Regions from separate parts of the Mus musculus genome. Here region 2 is linked to region 1. The links are chromatin loops, found by intact Hi-C in ENCODE. Cell type or tissue: left cerebral cortex. All regions are shown on one strand. Links, peaks and the distances in the headings refer to the core of each region. The heading gives the core; the rest is flanking DNA.

What was found. Hi-C counts contacts between places; a loop is a spot of excess contacts. Peaks named below come from ENCODE experiments on the same cell type or tissue, not always from the same donor. Only the 100,000 strongest peaks of a DNase experiment are listed, where the experiment ranks them.
Region 2: it touches region 1 in a loop (3-fold over the local background); 4 of 42 quality-filtered maps call a loop at or near these places.

The regions. Positions count from the first base shown.
Region 1 is chr15:89,101,097-89,111,026 of GRCm38, forward strand. It overlaps Tubgcp6 (tubulin, gamma complex associated protein 6), which reads right to left. Exons shown (of 25, transcript NM_001163319.1): 5 at 8,950-9,071; 6 at 8,125-8,200; 7 at 7,851-7,960; 8 at 7,465-7,556; 9 at 6,855-6,994; 10 at 6,317-6,466; 11 at 5,347-5,428; 12 at 5,173-5,261; 13 at 4,976-5,091; 14 at 3,638-3,776; 15 at 3,323-3,394; 16 at 1,721-3,194; 17 at 1,449-1,507; 18 at 1,158-1,311; 4 more. Among named protein-coding and RNA genes, the nearest start is that of Selenoo, 17 kb to the left of the region's middle. In left cerebral cortex, for the core only: CTCF peaks have their summits at 3,021 and 5,259 (motif pointing left); DNase peaks (open chromatin) are centred at 3,041, 3,526, 5,183 and 6,266; H3K27ac peaks cover 3,017 bases.
Region 2 is chr15:88,929,268-88,939,197 of GRCm38, forward strand. Ttll8 (tubulin tyrosine ligase-like family, member 8) reads right to left here. Exons shown (of 12, transcript NM_172818.3): 2 at 9,680-9,771; 3 at 6,736-6,859; 4 at 5,691-5,761; 5 at 4,568-4,696; 6 at 4,171-4,285; 7 at 3,393-3,521. Among named protein-coding and RNA genes, the nearest start is that of Ttll8, 20 kb to the right of the region's middle. In left cerebral cortex, for the core only: a CTCF peak has its summit at 5,076; DNase peaks (open chromatin) are centred at 5,068, 7,626, 7,830 and 8,198.

The DNA of each region.
Region 1 (9,930 bases), core at 553-8,552:
GCTTAGCGGCAGCCTGAAGCCACACACAGGTAGGACAGACGTGGGCCAGGCCTCACCTGTGCGCTTGAGGTGGAAGCAGATGTCTTTGAGTGTCCACATCATGAGCTTCAGCTGCAGCAGGAAGGAGAAGATGCCACTGTACTTGTTCAGGCAGCTCTCGGTGATAACAATGTTGAGGGGCCAGTCGACCTGTTCAGGAAGCCCTACTTAGTGCATACAGCTTTCCGATACACCTCCCTATACACCGTGGCAGAACACTGCTGACCTTGTACCTGAGCTCCAGGCAGCTCAGCACATCTGGGGCATTCGGGGCAAACACCTCAGGCAGGTACTTGAGAGCAAAAGACAGGTTGGAAGCATGCGGGGTGTCCCCGTGGAGGCTGTACTGCAGGGCCTTGCTCAGGATGCTGTTAAGGACCAGTGGGTTGAGCAGCTCTCCAGGCGTCTGCCCAGCCCCTAGCTAAGGAAGTCAAGAGAAAAGGGTTCAAGGAGCCCCAAGTTTGTGCCCTGCCCCTCCCTACTTGCCCAGGAACCCAAGTTCTGCCGGAGCAGCACCGTGTCACCATATTGCTAGGGACTATGACATGTTTGGGTGGGCCCGAGGCCAGCAGCCACCCGAATCCTACCCATAACACCTCTAATGGGCAGCCTGATTCCAGCTGCATATCTTAGAGCTACCTTCTCAAAGAGCAGGTCACTAAGGGACTGAGCGAACTCTCCATCTTCCATCAGCAGGAAATGGCGCAGTGCCTCAAAGTGTGTCTCCAGGTGCAGCTCCACAAAGAAGTAGTCAACTGCGGCTTTGCTGACCAGGCTGACACTGGGGAGGGAGAGCTGGGGTTAGGGGCAGGGCAGGCAGAGAGGAATGGCAGGCTGCTGCAGTCGGGCAGGTGGAGGCACTCACTGGGCAGCCAGAGGCGCCATAAGGGAACGCTTCATAAGCACAGGCAATGTCAGCAGCTCGCTCAGCTGCACTGCACTCTCGTCTACTGCTGACTGAACTTGGGGGTCAACAGGGAAAGCAAAGGCCCGGGGAAGCATGTGGTGGACCAGGTGAGCAACAGGAGGCTCTGCTGTGGGAAACAAAACAGACTTGCTGAAGTTTAGGGATACCACCCCAGAGCACCCACAAGCTCCACTGTAACTGGCCCACTCACACATGGAATCATAGCTGTCCGGGTACTGCTCCAGGTGGTACAATTTTGTGAGGTCTGTCAAATAGGCTTGCTCCTTGCCCCAGCGTCTGGCCTCAGCTTCTGTGTTTGATACCTCATCACTAGGGCCTGGGCTGCTGGGGACAGCTGTGTCTTCCTAAAAAGAGGCCAACCTCAAAGAACTGCATCCTTACACAGTACACTACTCTCTGCCCCCACCCTATTTTGCTTGTGCTAAAAAGGAAATGGGCATATGGAAACCCCATGTGGTGGCGTTCCATGAACACTCCTGACCTGTGAGCTTGAAGGCAAACATGGAGAAAGGTCTTCAGCATCCCTACTCTTCCCTGGGCCTAAATAAACAGAAAATAATGGGTAGGAGGGCCATTAGTATCCAGTGCCTGCTTGAGAAGACCTAGTGAGACTGGCCCAGAGAACTCCAGTCCCCAACCCCCACCCCAGCAGCAACTTGATCCAGGCTGACAGACAAGGATCACAAAAGACAGCGTGCCACTGCCTTTCCAGAATGCCACAGTCCCACCCTGACCAGCACCGCCCACTCTGACCTTTCTCTTCAGGGATGCCACTTCCCAGCATGCTAGGCTCAGCCACAAGGGTCTTGGTCTGTAGGCTACCTTCCTCTGTTCTGCCAAAGCCAGAACACACGGTAGGCTTCGTTTTTTCAGGTAGCTGTGGCCCACATTCTAGAGCAGGGCTCTGTGCTTCCACACCAAGCACTGCCTCAGACACGTGAGCAGGGGGACACTGATGGGGCTTGAGGTCAGCCTCAGCTTCTGGCAAGGGCTCCTCCAGAATCAAGGGAGGCTGGGCACATCCACGTTGCTGAAGATCAAGATCCGTATCTGATACATTTTCCCCAATCCTAATACTGGCATCTGACACATGCCCGTGGACATTCCACCGCGGCCGAGAAGGAGTCACGTCTGATACATTCTCCCCTACCTTGATGCTGGCCTCTGACACATGCCCGTGGACATTCCACCGCGGCCGAGAAGGAGTCACATCTGATACATTCTCCCCTACCTTGATGCTGGCCTCTGACACATGCCCGTGGACATTCCACCGCGGCCGAGAAGGAGTCACATCTGATACATTCTCCCCTACCTTGATGCTGGCATCTGACACATGCCCATGAATGTTCCACCGTGTCCGAGAAGGAGCCACATCTGACATATTCTCCCCTATCTTGATGCTGGCATCTGACACATGTCCGTGGACATTCCACCGTGGCCTAGAAGGAGCCACTTCGGCCATATTCTCCCCAACTCCAATGCTGGCCTCTGACACATGGCCATGGACATTCCACCGTGGCCGAGGAAGAGCCACATCTGACATATAATCCCCCACCTTGATGTTAGCATCTGACACGTGTCTGGAAATGCTAAGTTGCTGACAAGGAGCCATCCCAGAAGCATGGCTCTCTGTAGAGACAGTAGTCTCTGACATGTGTTCAAGGAGCTGGCCTACAGGCTGGAGGCTCCCCTCCACAGGAGTGGCATGACTGAGTGGATGTGGGCAAGGCAAAGTCTCTTGCATATCATGGATATAAGAATCTACTTTTGTGGACATATCCCCCAGTAGATGCTGTTTGTCACTGTCCACGCTATTCTGAACATCCTGGAAGGGTCCTGGTGAGAGGGAGGTAGCCATAGCTGGCCTCAGTATGGTATTGAAATCATACTCTGACTGGGTAGCCTGGGGGCCCCCTGCTGTGAGTGCCGCTGGCTCAGGGGCTACAGGGGATAGGTCTGAGCAGATGGTCTGCAGAGCCACCTCTAAAAAGGGAACGCCAGTGTTCTCCACAGGCTGTTCCTCTCCAGAGTCCACGGGCAGAAAGTCTGTGATGCTAAGACCAGTCGAGAATGGCCCAGCTCCCGAGTCATCAGCTCCCTCTGTGGCAGACTTGGGGACTGATGGTGTCGATGCACACGGTAGGCTTGGACAACCCCAATGCAGCTCTGTGAACCCCGGATCACAGCTATGGCCTTCCCCTGCGTGCTCAGGACCTGTAGATGTGACCTGAAACACACACCGAATCCCTCCAGTCATTCAACCCCGACTCCCCAGGGCGAGCTCAGCAACAGTGGCTGACACCTACTGAGTGCAGAGACCCAGCAGAACCCCACGCTCCCACTGGAGCTTATTACCTGAGAGCCTGTGGATGGGAACACACTCGGCGGCTCCTGGGGCTGCTGAGCCTCCATGTCTCTCAGCATCTCCTGAAATTCAAACCAACAGGAAGAGAGAGAAGCTCTGTGGAGAGAGCAGCAGGGCTGGCACACACCGCACCTTTACACAGCACCACTCACCCATCACATACGCCACTGCCCTGCTGCCCACTCACACTGTCCAGTTCTGGCTGGAAGCCTGAGCCACAGCAAGTGCCATCTGTCCCCTTATGCAACAGGATGACAGGGTATGTAACTAGGTGCAAGGGCTGGCAGCTAACACTACAGCCATACCTGAATGCACTTCTGGTCTTCTAGGAGAAAACGAAGTCGTGCGCTTTCCAGCCTATGCCTCTGGATTCTCCACAGAGCCTTCTGCTCTCGACGAGCTGCCTCTGCAGACAACTTGCTATAATGGTCAACCAGCGCCTGCCTGAAGCCACATGCAGAGAGGACATGGTCACTACAACCTCTCCAAGCAGACTCCCTCCCCAGACTCCTGTCCCCCACCTTCCCCACAACAAACTGGGTTGGGGGGGAGGGGTTGCTGCCCACCAGGCTGAAAGGCTCTAATGAACAGATGCCCACATGGGACTTGGCAACTGTCTGTTGGACAAACAAAGAAAAATGTACATTATGCCCTGGGACAAGAGAATAAACAGTGGCTAAGGGGCAGCCCTCTCCAACCAGGCTCCATTTTCTTTACGGGAAGTGGACATCTCCCCATTCTCCAAGTTCAAACTCAGGAGAACTGGAGACTGACAAAAAAAAAAAAAGCAAATCCCAGGGATTCCGAGCCTCTAACTACTAGGCATCTAAGCCCAGTCTTCAATTTGTCGAGCCACAACTCAGAAACATGGCTCTCTATGCCTGGTTTTCCTCTTAAGAGAATAGAGCATCTACTCACATGTGTGTGCACATATCTAGCACATGCAAGAGGCAAACCCATTTGCTCTGTAAATATTATCTAAGGCTGGAACAGTTGAACTCCCAAGGACACCATGCAAGATGTAGCCAGTCCCTCCTGTAAAGGCCTTCCATGGAAACAATGAGCCTGTTTCTAGGACAAGCTAATGGTGCAAAGAGGAAACAGACTCAAGAGGCATGCCAGATTAGTGACCACTGCTCTGCGAGGCCGGGAACAGGTTTGGAATAGAAAGGCAAGCAAAGGTGTTTAAGATGAGCAGAGCAGGCGCCTGTAACCCCAGAACTAGGAAGCCTGAGAGAGGAGGACTGCAGGCCATACAGCAGCATCTTGGGGCTGTAGCTCAGTGGAGAGGGCTTACTTGCATTACAAGGTCCAAAGTTGGCACCATAGCACATAATAATATTACTACACACTAATAATAAATAACATTAACAGACAGTCGGGACATCAAATACACTGTGTGTATTAGGACTGGTCCCAGAGCACAACCTAAGAGCTCTAACCCCTTAGCTCAGGACAGCATCCTGGTCTAGCAGACTAGTCTTTCTGACTTGACATATGTCTGATTGTTAGATTAAAAACTAAAATAACAAGTTAGGGATGTTGCTCACTGGTAGAGCACTTGCCTAGCAACATTGGGACAGTAAAATAACCATCACTAGATTTAAACCAGCACCACGGGACCTGCAGCCATACAGCCCTACCTGGCCTTCCTCTCCAGCTCTTCCTCCAAGGCCTTTAGCCTCTTCTCCCGGTCACGGAGCTCACGGGCATAGCTGAAGTCATCATCTAGCTCTTCTTGTCTGGCTGCCAGGCGTCGCTACACAACACACACAGTCTCATTGCCAAATCAAATCAAGGACTCCAGGAGCCAGAACCACCCAGAGCCCAGACCACCCACCTCCTGATCCTTCACAAACTGTTCCTTCAGTCGCTGAAACTGCTCTCGCTTCCGAGTGTCCTGAGCAATCTGTTCTGCCATCTGCCGGTCTTCAGGAGAAGGTGAGAGGCGTGAGTGGTGAAGAGCCCAGCACAGGCCCCAGAACAGAGAGGAAAGGCCTGGACCTGCACTTACCACTCAACTCGCTCAGGACCCTGGACGCGGCTTCCCGGGCATGGACAATTAGTTCTTGTTTCGCAATTTCCATACGTAATTCCTAAAGACAATAAACAAAACATCTTAACACCCTGTCCCTTCCCCTAGGATAGTGTGGGGACAACTGGCTATCCAAAACAACGTGCTTCTGGTCAGTATTAACAGATACACTTCCCCAAACCACAGAATGTTCACAGCTGATGACGCTTCAACTACAGGATGGGAGGACAGGGAGACCTCTGGCTTAAGAGTGACAGGAAGTGACTATGTACCCACAGATAAATGAAGGGCTCATGAGCATTCCTGCTCCTGAATCTGTCCTTGCCTGGGTCTCTCCTGATGCCCATTAGACACCAAGCCAAGACAAAGTTGTTGAGCTTGTCCCTGGCCAGTCACTAATCTCTCCTGGAGTGTACAGGAGCATTGGGGTGCTGCTTCTAGGCACACACTCAGTATTTGTAAATGCTACTCGGGTAGAGGAATTTTAGGCTTTGCTGCCTAGAATTTCCAAATGTTGGTAAAACCTGGAGTGCAGGTAAGGTTACCCACCTAAAAAAAAAAAGAAACCTGTCATCAGATTTGTTCCGATTTTCCTTGACACACAACCAAGCAGCTTGGGTGTCCTAAGCTAGACCTACTACCAGGACAGAAACACCAGAAAAACCACTGTGCCTGACTGACTGCCCACATCCTGTCCACTGTGCCTGACTGCCCACACCCTGTCCACTGTGCCTGACTGACTGCCCACACCCTGTCCACTGTGCCTGACTGCCCACACCCTGTCCTCTCTGCCTGACTGCCCACATCCAGTACTTCTTGCTCCTCAGTCTGCCTGACAGCTGTCCACATGGGCCCACCCCTGGGGTGAGGGAGCTCCATCAGCCCAGACCCTCAGAAGTGAAGGGAAAGTAAAAGTACAGAGAAAGCCCAAAGCCCTGCATCCAAGCACCTTTTCCTCCTTGCTGATACAGCTATGACGTGCGACTCTCTCCATCCGCCCAACATAGACAGCACAGTCCTTCTCAATCTCCTTCAGTTCCTCAAGAGAGAAAATCACCGAGATCCGAGGGACAGGGACATCAGACCAACAAAGGTAATGCTGCCAAAAAGGAAGGACTTCAATGACTACATAGCCAAGGCTACAAACAAGACCCAAGCACTGCCTTGCTACTGAGTCTTCAGTGAGGGATACAGACAGCCATTTTTTTTTCCTTGAAAATTTTATTCCTAAATCTGAGGTTAGCTGAAACCCTTGATGGCTCCACAGAGCAAGTATCCCAAAAATGGAAATACCATGTATGGGGCCACCTACAGCAGAGGTGGGCTCAGAAACTAAGGGGCAGCATGTGATCGGTCTCATCTCTCAGGCAGAAGACTATGGTGGCAAACACACCAGCACCTAACTCAGGCTCAGTCCCTGGTCAGACCTAGCCTCCATGATACACAAGCCCCTCCTCCAGCCCCCACAGCCGGCAGAACCCTCTCACCCGGGGACAGCAGAGCTTCAGTAGGTTGATGGTCTTCCCACAGACATACACATCATGAGCAATGTGTTTCAAGAATACAGGAACACAGTCCTCCACCTCTTTGGAAATGAGCACGTAGCCATGGGTCCAGTAAAACTTGTCTGGACAGAACATGAATAAAAAATGATGATCTGCAGTTATAATGGCCCTGACCCCGGGCAGGGAACACTGATAATTTATTTCTCTGCCAGTGAAATGAGCCAATTCATGCCGGATTCGATTATATTAAATGTAGGTTTATTGGGAAGTTGCTCTCAGGTTAGTTCACTGGCCCCAAGGAAGAAAGCCAGAGAAGTCATCATGGGGAGGGAAAGAGAGAAAAAGAAAGAGCATGCATTGAGAGAGAAGCGAGTGGGGAGACCAGAATGTCTGGATCGCATGAGGAAGAACCTCTGGAGGAAAGGCAGCCCAGGCCGAGCTGGAAAGTTCAGGGTGTGCCAGGGAGGGACTGAGGGATGCTGGGAGAACCTGGAGACCAGGTCTGCTTTGAAATGTACAGTATATACCTCAGTCCCTTGTCCTGGGGGTCCAAAACCTGATAGGCACAGCCTAGAAGTCGGTGTGTACTTACCTCTGAAGCTGAGGTACTCATGGTTAACCTGGATCATGAACTCCCCATAAACATCTCTGAAGACTCCACTGTACACCCAATCGTGGATGAACCTACAGGGTAATGGAACACAGGAGGGTGGGGGTGGGGGAAAAAGGAGAGCTGGGCAAGCGTGGAGTCTGCGAGGCTAGTGTGGCCAGTCCCCAGAGTAGAATGAGAGAGACACTGCCAGCTATGGGTGTGTGGGATCTCCTACCTGGTAGGTCCTTTATCCAGCATGCTTCTCCAGCACATTCAGTACATCTTGGATAACAGGAGACTCAGATACATATCTGGTCTGAGTGCAGCCTTCCTCCACCCACTATAGGGAGAGCAGGTATGGCCAGTACAGTCCTCTCACCACCTACCGTGTGTAGGGCTCACAGCTGGTCTTCAGGAGGGACAGCAAAACGGGATAGTGCTCATTACTGCAGTTATCCAGTGCTTCCTGGTAGAGGTAGGACAGAAGCTTCACCCCCTACAAACAGTGAGAAGAAGCAGGATGGGTGCACAGCCACTCTAACACTTGGCACATGCCTGTCTAGGCAATATGGCTAACAGAGCACAGCACCACACTTGACAAGAATGCACAAGTCAACGGAGGCCTGCAAGCTCACACTGGAGGAAAGGAGGGGGACTCACAGTGGGGAACACAGCCCTGGGTTCTCCACTGGTCGCCAGGGATACAGTGCCAACACCACAAAGCTCAGCCAAGTACCTGGACACAGAAACTGGATCAGATCAAGTGACAAGAGCTCAGGGTCCCAAGGACCAGATCAGACTGAGCAAGCTAAACGTTCATTTTCCCTTAAGTGACTGGTCTACAGTCTTTGAAAACTACTTATACCCACAACACAGCAGATCTTAGACCCCGACAGAGCCCTGCCCAGCACTGTTTTCTGTGCTGTCCTCCCAGATGGCACTGACACATCCACACTCAATGGTGGGCTCACCTCCACGCCTCCACACCTCATCCTTGACTCCTTAGCTCCACATTTATGGGACCATATGAAACCTCTGCCTTGTTACCACCTTGTCAGACTACAATGAGCACAAATTCCCCTCATGAACCCTCTCCCTCTCTACCCCACTGCAGCCCATGTCTCACATGAACCCCCAATTCCTTGTTGGCTGATAAATCTCCTCCCATATTGCCACCCCCAACTTCTCTCAGTGGCTAGCAGCTGCCAAGAGACACTATGGCTGTTTACCAATGAGCTCCCATGTGTCAAAGGCTGCCCACTGCCTTCCCTCCCATGCAGTACGATTGGGGCAGAAAGCCCTGGGCCCAGCAAGGCCACTGTCGCAAACAGATGGAAGACAAACTCATTATATGGCACAGTGAGCAGTTGTGCACGGACTGTTCTTCTAGGCCCTCCTTGACAGGGAGCAGACCTGGCTCTTCACTGCCCTGAAAGTCCATGTCTGCTCCTGAGGCCCATGCAAGGCCACTGTGCCAAGATTCACCTGAGCTGCCGGCCCAGCTTCTTGAAGAGAAAGCCAATGGTGAGGAGACTGAGGGTGGGTGGAGTGGAGAGCACACAGGCACGGTAATACTGCAAGTACCTCCTTAGGCCGCTGGTGAAGGCCTGTGGAAAAGGAGGAGGAGAAGGCACTGGGATATGGAGGCAGTCATTACTCAGAGCTTGGAAGGACACACCCAGGCTGGAAAACAGAGCTGTGCTTCCATGCCATAGCCTGGCGGCCCCACTTCCCAAGCAGGGAAAAGATGGCTTAAGGCCAGCTGCGAGGAAGGCGCTTTACTAGAAGACACAGATTAGGACGAGGGATCTGCCAGACACAGCTCTGCCCCCTCGCGTCAGACTGAGACAGAGTCACCCGGGAACAATCCTGACCTTGGCCTGCCTCGCCTACATACCAGGAAACCAGCAACCACAGCCTCACCTCCCATGGATTCCCTTAGACCCATTCTGTACCATCTGCAGCCTCTGGTCCTCTTGGGGAGTCCACTCCCTGTTCCTCTGGCCAGAGGGCTTTCCCATGCAGCTCCTAATATGTTCCTGAAACCTATGTGGCTACTGACTTACCGCACATCAGAGCTTGGAGGAACCAGCTCCTCCAAACTGCACCCTGCACCCATCTCTCCCTGATGGCTGCCCATGTTCTCTACAGGACACTCTGCTAATCTGTCCTCACCTGCCCAGGCTGCCCAGATCCTGTAACAATCTACCAGCACACAAGCCAGCTGCAAATCTTTCAATAAACAGAAAACCCTGGGTACCTCAAGAATCAACTTAACACAGGAGATTCATCTTGCTACATACCATATAAGACAGTAGGGCTTATGGAGGGCAGCTAGCTTGTATTGGCTTACCCACCTCATAGCACTTGGTCCTTGCCCTCAAATTCCCTAACTGTTCACACCTGCCTCCCTCTGTGCCTTTGTCCAAACACAGCTGACACAAGTAAGACAATCTCAGCCTCCCA
Region 2 (9,930 bases), core at 1,272-9,271, 170 kb before region 1:
CTCACCACTGATTTTCAGCAAGTAAACAGACTAACAAATGCAGTTGGACAAGACTGGAAAGGAGCAAAGTTGTCTTTAGTCACAGATAATAGGATTATCTTTATTAGAAAAATACAAAAGATTCAATAGAGTCCTGGAAAGATAAGTTGGTATGGTGTGTCGCTTTCATAGTAGGGAACAACTATAATTTAAAAAATTCTATTTACATTAGAACCGTGTGTGTGTGTGTGTGTGTGTGTGTGTGTGTGTGTGTGTGTGTGAGAGAGAGAGAGAGAGAGAGAGAGAGAGGATTTCTCTGTGTGCCTGGTATCCTGGAACCCCCTCTATAGACCAGGCTGGTCTCAAACTCAGAAATCCTCCTGCTTCTTCCTCCCAAACGCTGAGATTAAAGGCCTGTATCACCACTGTCCAGCTAGAAATATAATTCTTGAATAAAAATAAATCTAACAAAAAAATCATAAGATCTATATGAAGAAAACTCGAAACTCCGACAAATGATATTGAAGAACAGATTGTATGATTCCAAGTAAACAAACAAGAAAGACCCAGTGTGAAAGTGTTCGTTCCTGCCAACATGGTCTAAATGCAACCAACATCGCAGAAAGACACGCTGAGAATGTCAACAAATGCTACAGTGTAAGACCAGAATTGTGCATTATATACCAAAAGAGAAGAACAAAATTCAGGGTTCAAGACTTACAGCCATTAAAACAGTACGCTATCGCCTTAAGAATATGTAGATTATGGAATATGGAATAGAATAGGGCCTTTTCCCAAAGAAGTCACACACAGACCTGATCAACTTGTATATTACAAAGGAACAAGAGAAACGATGAGGTAAAGATATCTTCTAAAAAAATAAAATTCTTCTCAACTAATGGTGCCCAACACCAGTCTGGAACAAGTGATGGAGTGATGAATGGTGCTAGAAGACTGGCTTGGTGGTGCTGGAAGACTGGCTTGGTGTTGGTGGTTTAGGGACTATTCTGCTCTTCAAGAGCAGCAGAGTTTGACTTCCAGCACCTGTGTCAGGAGACTCACAACTGCCTGTAACTCCAGCTCCAGATCATAGCAGCACCTCTGGCCCCTGTGGGCAACTATACCCATGTGTACACACACACACACACACACACACACACACACACACACACACACACATGCACACACAGACAAACTTAAAAATAACAAAAACAAATCTTTAAAAGAAAAAGAGAAAACCAAACCAAATCTACATACAAACCTAAACTTTAAAAATAATTCCAAAGGGATATTAGGTCTACATGGAAGAGGAAAAGTCACAAAACTCTTAGATTAAAAAAACATGAAGACTCAAGGGGAACTTGAGCTTTCTGTTGTCTGCTTCAGATACCACACTGAATGTTTGATCTAGAAAGAAATCGCTACATTGACTTCATAAAATTATAAAATTAAAAGTATGTGCTGGGTGAAAGTCATTTTTTAATGGGATGAGGACAATCCAAAGACTGGGAGAGGGGGACTGGAAACATCTGCACACATCTGATAAACGGACACTATCAAAAGTATACAAATAAAGAAGCTTAGTAAGAAAATGGAGCAACCCAACTTAAAAAACAGACCTATCACAAGAGAAGATGTCCCACTGGCAAATGACATATGAAATGATGCTTGATGTCATATGTCACCAGTGAACTACAAATTAAACAACAGCATGGCATTACTACAGACTTAACAACAATGTAACACTACTACAGACCTAACAACAGCACTACTACAGACCTAACCACAGTGTGACACTACTACAGACCTAACCACAGTGTAACACTACTACAGACCTAACCACAGTGTAACACTACTACAGACCTAGCCACAGTGTAACACTACTACAGACCTAACCACAGTGTAACACTACTACAGACCTAACCACAGTGTAACACTACTACAGACCTAACCACAGTGTAACACTACTACAGACCTAACCACAGTGTAACACTACTACAGACCTAGCCACGGTGTAACACTACTACAGACCTAACCACGGTGTAACACCACTACAGACCTAACCACGGTGTAACACTACTACAGACCTAACCACGGTGTAACACTACTACAGACCTAGCCAATGGTTAAAGTCCGCTACATGGGCACTTGGTATCTGCATGTGAGTCATCCTGGAAAAGAGATGCTGAAGGCTTGATGAGTTATTGCTGTAGCATCCAATCTTACTCACTCCTCTTTATTTCCTCAAAGAAGTTGAAATTTTATGGCTGTGCAAACTTGTGCATAGAGGTCTGTAGCAGTTTTATCTGTGAGAAGAGTCCTTCTGTGGGTGAAGGGATAGATAAACCAGCACACACCATGGTGAACTGTTCAGCCCTAACCACAAAGCAGCAAACATGGAAGAAACGTCAGTCTGTTTCTAAGTAAACAAAGCTGGTGTGAACAGGTTGCTGACTGTGAGGTCCCCCGCCATAGACATCCTAAAAAAGGAAGAGTCATGGAGACAAGAAAAAAGGCCAGGAGTTGCAAGAATTGCCTCAGCCTGGCGTAAGCAGCCGTGGCCCTTCCTTACATGCCTTGACTGTCACCACTCAGAAAGTTCAGCCACAGCCAACTGACATCCACTCCACAAAAGCCTCCACTCGAATCTCGAAGCTGCCGTATTCACAAGTTACTTTTCAAACACATCCTTTAAAGATTTGAACATGCCAAAGTTTACTTTCCAACTGCTTTAACAAATGGAGTGCATGAGGACCGGGATGGATAAGAAACCAAGGTACCTTCTGCTCAATTTTGCCATTAGCCTAAAACTGTTTTAAAGGAAAAAAGAGGAGGCGGGGGAGGGGGAGGGGGAGGGGGAGGGGGAAGAAGAAGAAGAAGAAGAAGAAGAAGAAGAAGAAGAAGAAGAAGAAGAAGAAGAAGAAGAAGAAGAAGAAGAAGAACCAGAACCCACAAATTTTATTAAAGCAGACAACAACAATGGCATCAACAACAGAAACCCTTAAATCTGGGAGACTGCTTGGGTGCCCACATCACACAGTACTGCTGCTACATCACACAGACCTTCCAGGGGCCATGTGGAGGGTCACAGCAATGATCACTGGCCAGACACTGCCCCTGGGGAGCAGGATTTAGTGTGATCATGAAATCATGGTGCCTGGTACTGGATATGTTCTGCAAACAGAATGACCAAGGTCTTAACTGACTGTCAAATCAGAAGATAGGACGTGAGAATCAGAGCTAAATCAGAAGAAGCACGCTCTCCTTCTCCATGCTTGTTGGACCACCAAAGCCACAGCACCCAACCTGTCCATCAGCCATAGACACTCCGCCTCATCAGCTAAAGACCCTTCCGGTTGACCAGAGTCTCCACACCCCATCAGGCATCAAGGTCCCGCCCCGTAGCTGTGTACCTTTCTTGGGGCTGGGGTCACTGTTCTTGGCCTCCTCCTTCTTACTCTTGCCCTTGACTTTGCTGCAGTAATTCTGGTGAAGGACTACCCACTTGAGGATGCTGGCAGCCACCGTGCGCCGGAAGTCATCTGCAGGGACACCAAGGCCTCGCTCCCACTGCCCACCCAGAGCAGAGAGGCGGCAGAGTCTGCCGTGTGGGCCTCCCTGCCTCCCTCACCAGGCGAGTCCCCATTTGTTGCTCACGCACCTGTCCACACCCAGTCCCAACAGCTGCTCCATCCAGCTACTGCTCTCCTCGTCCCTTTTCCATTGTTCTCTGTCATCACTGCCCCCCCCAACCCCTCAGAGACCCGGGGGATAGTCCCAGTACTCCCCTCACAACACTACTAGGATCCTCTGAGAAATCTAAGGGGTCTCTCTGGACCCCGTGGACCATCTAGAATGTAGCTCTCCCCTCTTGAGGGATCTTGGTTGAACTCAGCACATAGGCAGAGCAGCACAGCTGTGCATCCTGCCAATCTAGGCTCGAGGTGAACCTAGGCTCTGAGCAGAAGGGTATCCACCCAGAGATCAGAAGTAGGTGGTACTGCTCTGAGCCAGTGCTGTGTCCCCTCAGAGCCAAGATCGGAATATTTAGCACTCTAGCTTCTGTCTGCCTCAGGTGGTTTTTACCAAACTGCCAACATGGCCTATGGACGTGTCCAGGCTGGCCCTTACCAAATGTAGTCCTGGCCCTAGGGACATGCGATAAACCTCAGAAGGCCATGGGTCACTCACCCAAGAATTCCTGCTTCTCGCTCTCAGTGCAAAGGCCATAGCACCGTGGGAAGAAGGTGTTCGGGTTGGCTTGGACGTACCAAGGCAGACTTCTCATGTTCAGGCAGAGTCCAATCTCCAGAGAGAGCAGTGTATCAGGCCCCTCAGGGGGCAGCCTCACATAAAGTGAATCCCACTGGGGACCCATGTTTGACTCAGCCCATGTTCCCTGGGAAGGGGTCATCCATGGCACTGAGAGTACCCAGAGACAGAGGGAGGAACGTGGGTGCAGGTGGGCATGTGGGATAGAAGGTGTGTGGGGGAGAGTGTCCCCAGGAGAAGCCTGTATGTGACCTTCTGGTTCTCCCAGCTGTAGATGGCCCACCCACTCAGACTAAGCCCAGGCCCTCTCATCCACCTTGGTTGTGAATGATGCTGTCTTCCCGTAGTGATTTAGCATCTGGTCACAGGTCAGGCTGTGGTAGTCCACAACATCCCTCTTGATAGTCCAGAGGAGGTATGGGATCTCGTTCTTTACCAACCTGGACTGGCAAGAAGAGCCATCTATCAACATCTAGAATCCAGGGCTCCGTGTCTTTGACATGCTGGGACATAGCTGAGGGTTGGGGGTGGGACACAGACTGTGTTGATTCTGGCTGAAGGCTCCATCTCAGCTGAGGTCACATGGCTCCTGAGGGCCACACGTGGTGGTATGAGGACAACCGGAACCACACAGGGTGTGTGCTGTCCAGAAGCCAGCTGCTTTTTCTCAGTTGGGGGCTGGAGGTAAATTTGTACTCCTCCCAGGCTGGCATCCATGCGAGACTTAGACATGTGCTCTCTGCGGACTGGAGGTAACTGTGATGCTCTGAGATCCAGAAGTGTGGTCCAGAGGGAACTTTCTACCAGAACCCCTAGGAGGCAGCTTTTCTCCACGGTAGAGCAGGGGAAGTGCCCAGGATCCGGCACTCACAGAAGAATAAATTAGATTAACTGCACAGCTGCCTTCAAAAATCGAATTAACTCCATAAACCTAATGCGTTTATCGACTGACCACCTGTCATTTTATTCTCTGTCCATTTTATTTGGTTTTTTAAAACAAACATTATGCATGATATACACAGACATTCTGGATACCTGATCTTTTAAATTACATGTCTGGGAAAAAGTTCCACTTTGTGACTAACCTTTTTGTCTTCTTTATAGAAGATACAGGAGAGCTTCAGAGGAGTCAGGCTAGGGGCCACTGGGGTACAACTGCTGTGTTACTGGAGACCCCATCTGATCACTGGCCAGGCCCCCTGCCTCCATCCTGTAATACACGGACCCCCTGACCCCACCTCTCAGCATCTCAGTCCGCAGCCACACAGACCTCTACTTGTGCTAGTCACTGTGGGATGCAGGAGCTAGGGGCAGGATGCAGGGAAGCCAGATGCCCCAGGGACCATGTTTCCATACAGGAGTCTTACTTCTGTAACAGCGTGCTCTGTCTTACTTTAAAAAAGCCATGTTATACCCCAATACCAGGCCACGCGGCCTACCATCACATCGTGGATATCATCGAATCTCTCCAAGGCTATTTCTTGATTTTCTTTGGTCTCAGCACTTTTATCTGCAAACAAAACACAAGAGACATATTGCTGCCACCATACTCGGGTACCTCACCTGACTTCCTGGAGGGCTGGCGTTCCACTATGGAGGGATGGCCATTTGTCTACTAAAAGCTCCAAGTGAGGTTTGCCCGGGGGCAGCGGCTGTGGAGGCCACACGTGGCATTCCCTCCAGCATCCTGTGTACCATCCCACCTGTGCTGTGCTGTGCTGGGTCAGGATTGAGGGGATGCTGAAGACCAGATGACCCTCAAGGCAGAAGGCCATAGAAGCTTGAGGCATGAGTCTGGGAAGGACTGGTCTGAGCTATGGGTAACCGAGGAGCGGCCTTGGTGGGGGATGGACCTGGAGGAAGAATGGCTAGGGTGGGGTGTGGGCATGGGGACACCAAAAAGTGACTGGTACCATATTAAGAGTGTGGCTGTCTGGGATGTGTGAGGTTGGGAAGGCAGGGGATACACGAAGACGGATGCCAGTGGGTACGTAGAGTCAGCACACCTAGGATGGCTGACTTATTGGCCATGTGTGTATATAAAAAAAAACCCTTCATGGGTTTGCAGCCCCATAGGAAGAACAGCAATATCAACCAACCAGACAGCCCCAGAGCTCCCAGGGACTAAACCACCAACCAAGGAGTACACATGGCTCCAGCTGCATATGTAGCAGAGGATGGATGGCCTTGTCAGTCATCAATGGGAGGAGAGGCCCTTGGTCCTATGAAGGCTCGTAGATGCCCCAGTGTAGGGGAATAGAGAGCGGGGAGGCAGGAGTGGGTGGGTGGAGGAACACACTCATAGAAGCAGGGGAAGGGGGGATGGGATGGGGGTTTCCGGAAGGGGGGAACCGGGTAAGGGGACAACACTTGAAATGTAAATAAATTTTAAAAAATTAATTAATTAAAACAAAACCCAAAAAAACCAAAAACCAAAAAACAAACCCTTCCCAGGACAAGGTATTCCACCCATGTGCCGTTTACCTTCACTTCCAAGGTTCTGGAGAGCTTTGGGGAAGAAATTGAACTTCTTCTCCACCCAGCCCTTTCTTCGCAAGGTGGCCCGGATGACAGGGTAGTGTCCATAGATGGAGAAAATCTTCCTCTCCTGAAAACAGCAGCGGCATCTTAGCTGAGGCCCTCGGCAATAAGGGGATTGAGGTGACCTTCCAAAGTAGCCTGGACCAGACTGCACCTCGGCAAGGCCACACACACACTCTGCCCAGAGAGCACAGGAATGCCGCCCTCAGCATGCAGAAGGGTGCGCGTGCGTGTGTGTGTGTGTGTGTGTGCGCGCGTGTGCTTGTGTGTGTGCGCGTGTGTGTGTGTGCACATGTGGGGGCTCGGACATATAATCCCCACAGTTGCTGCACTGCGTTTATTCATCGTTGGGTTGGGATTACAGAGGTGATCACTTCTACACACTCATTCACACACTCAAAGGGGCCAAAACACAACCAAGAAATCAGCACTTCCTGAGCAGCTGTAGCCCCGACTCAGAATTTCTGTAGTCCCAGGATTTCTGGATTTGGGATACAGGTGGGACACACAATTGCACAATGCCTGAGGGTCTAGGGAAAAACTGAGGACTCCCAGTGCAGCTGTCTTTTATAGAAAAGTGAGTGTCCTGGCTAATTTTATGTCAGTTTAACACAAGCTAGAATCATTTGGGAAGAGGAACCTCAACTGAGAAAATGCCTCCACCACATTGGTCTATGCCTGTCGGGGTGGGGGTTGGGGGAGCATTTTCTTGATTGACAATAGATGTGGGAGGGCTGAGCCCACTGTGGGCGTCACCACCCCTAGGCAGAGGTTGTGTAAGAAAGCAGGCTGAGCAAACCACAGGAGTAAGCCAGTGAGGAGTGAGCCTCTGCTTCATCATCTGCCTCCAGGTTCCTGCCTTGACTACAAGCCTGTAGCATGAGATAAACTCTTTCTTCTCCAAGAGGTTTTTGGTCATGGTGTCTTTAACACAACAAAAGAAACACTAAGACAAGAGAGTGTGACGCCTGTTTATAAAAGCTGTGGGTGCCTGAGTTCAGAATGGCAGAAAGAGAAAAACTAACGGGTAACAGAGGAAGGGGCAGGGCCAGCCCAGAAGCTGCTGGAATTCTGACTCATCGCTTGGAGATGGTTAGCTGCGTGTGGTTGAACAGGAAGTTGGCAGCTGGTGGGAGAACCAAACTGTATACTACCTCAGTCTTAGCCCAGGGAAAGGTCATGGAAGGGATCATTGCTTGTTCCCAATGGTCTCATGTGCTTGAGGTATGGTCACCAGGATGGAGTGGGGACATGCCCAGGAAGGGTAAGTGTGAGCTAGCTCTCACACAGTGAGCAGTTATAAAAGAGTGAGCCAAGTCCCCATCTCCCTCTGATCTCCTCTGTCAAATATTCCTTTCCTCCTACCTGCGTGTCTACAATGGTGCCATCTGCCACATGGTGACAGTGACAGAGCCAAACAGGCAGAGCTGCTCAAGCTCTGGCTTTCAGCCCCTCAAGCTGGGTGGTGAGTACATTTGTTTTCTTAATAAAAGTGCAAAGCCTCAGGTATTTTATGTAGTCACAGACAGAAAGCTGACATTCACAAGGGTACCCCAAGCCAGTGCAGAAGGCAGTGACATGACCCGTGTACTAGGTCACTAGCAGGGTCAGGGACGGGCAGGGTCAGCTGGGGTCAGGCAGGAGTGGCGGCACCGAACCACTGGTGTCCTGCAGCAGACGTACAGACCCTGATGGGTCACCATGCAGGACACTGTCCCTGGACTCAAAAGAGCAAGATGACAGGACATATGGGACTCACTAGCATCACCCTAAAATGGTGACAGGACTTTGCAGATGTCACCGAGGCCCTAAGTCAGTGGGCTCTGATGGATACAGTCAATCTCCTGAGGGGCCTAAACTCATCAGGTTATTCCTAACAGAGGCTTGAAGCTCAGAGGATCCCACAGAAGACGGATTCATCTGACTCCCAAACAGCTGGAAGAAGAGATGCTTAGGAAGTGAGCGTAAGCCAGACATCAGTGAGATCTTGGTCAGCAAACCAAGCCACTACCAGAGTCCCAGACTCTATCACAGAGACACAGACAGGCTGAGCCCAGAGCCCATCACACAGACATGAATAGAGAGACAAGCTGAGCCCAGGTCCCAGCACAGAGATCCCAGACAGAGACACTGCAGTGAAGTTTTCTATAGATAAATTTTGTGTTGCCAGGTGTGATGGTTTGTATATCCTTGATCAGGGAGTGGCACCATCTGAAGGTGTGGCCTTGTTGGAATAGGTGTGACCTGGTTGGAATGGGTGTGTCACTGTGGGTGTGGGTATAAGATCCTCACCCTAGTTGCCTGGAAGTTAGTCTTCCACTAGCAGCCTTTGGATGAAGACATAGAACTCTCAGCTCCTTCTGTGCCATGCCTGCCTGGATACTGCCATGTTCCCACCTTGATGATAATGGACTGAACCTCTGAACCTGTAAGCCAGCCCCAATTAAATGTTGTTTTTTATAAGACTTGCCTTGGTCATGGTGTCTGTTCACAGCAGTAAAACCCTAACTAAGACACCAGGTAACAGAGATACATAACCTTGTCCCACTGGAAGATCTGATCCTATCCAGGAGACTACTTAGAAGATGCCTGGAACTAAGTTCTGGTACCCACAGGAGATCTGTGAGCCAGAGGGTCCCACCAAACTGCTGTTAGGGTGGGAAAGTCATCTGTACGCCCACCACATGGCTATATACGTTCACAGGGCACCAGGAGGAGCTGGCTGCTGGGGCTACAGGGGAGATTCAGATAAATTCAAAAGTGATACTGGTACCATCTCCATATGGGAGGAAGTCATCCAGTCAGGCCAATACCCAAATGAAATTCCAAATGAAGTTCCCAATTTTTTTTAAAGGCACCCCCCCCATAAGTCCCGAAACACATTTACCTTGATGGCTTTTTCTGTTAACTGTCTTGCTATTTTGTATCTGTCTAATTTGGGGGAAGAAGACAAATCTTGGGGAATTCCTTGTTTTAACTCTGCAAAAGAGAAACAGACATCAAGGCAAAGGAAAGGGCACATGGCTCAGAACAGTCACTCCAGCCTGACAGCGGACGCACGTGGAGGCCACCTGCCTCTGCCCACTCCCTGTGTATCTCGGCTGTCTTTGATGCACCTTCCCCCAATCCCCCAGGCCA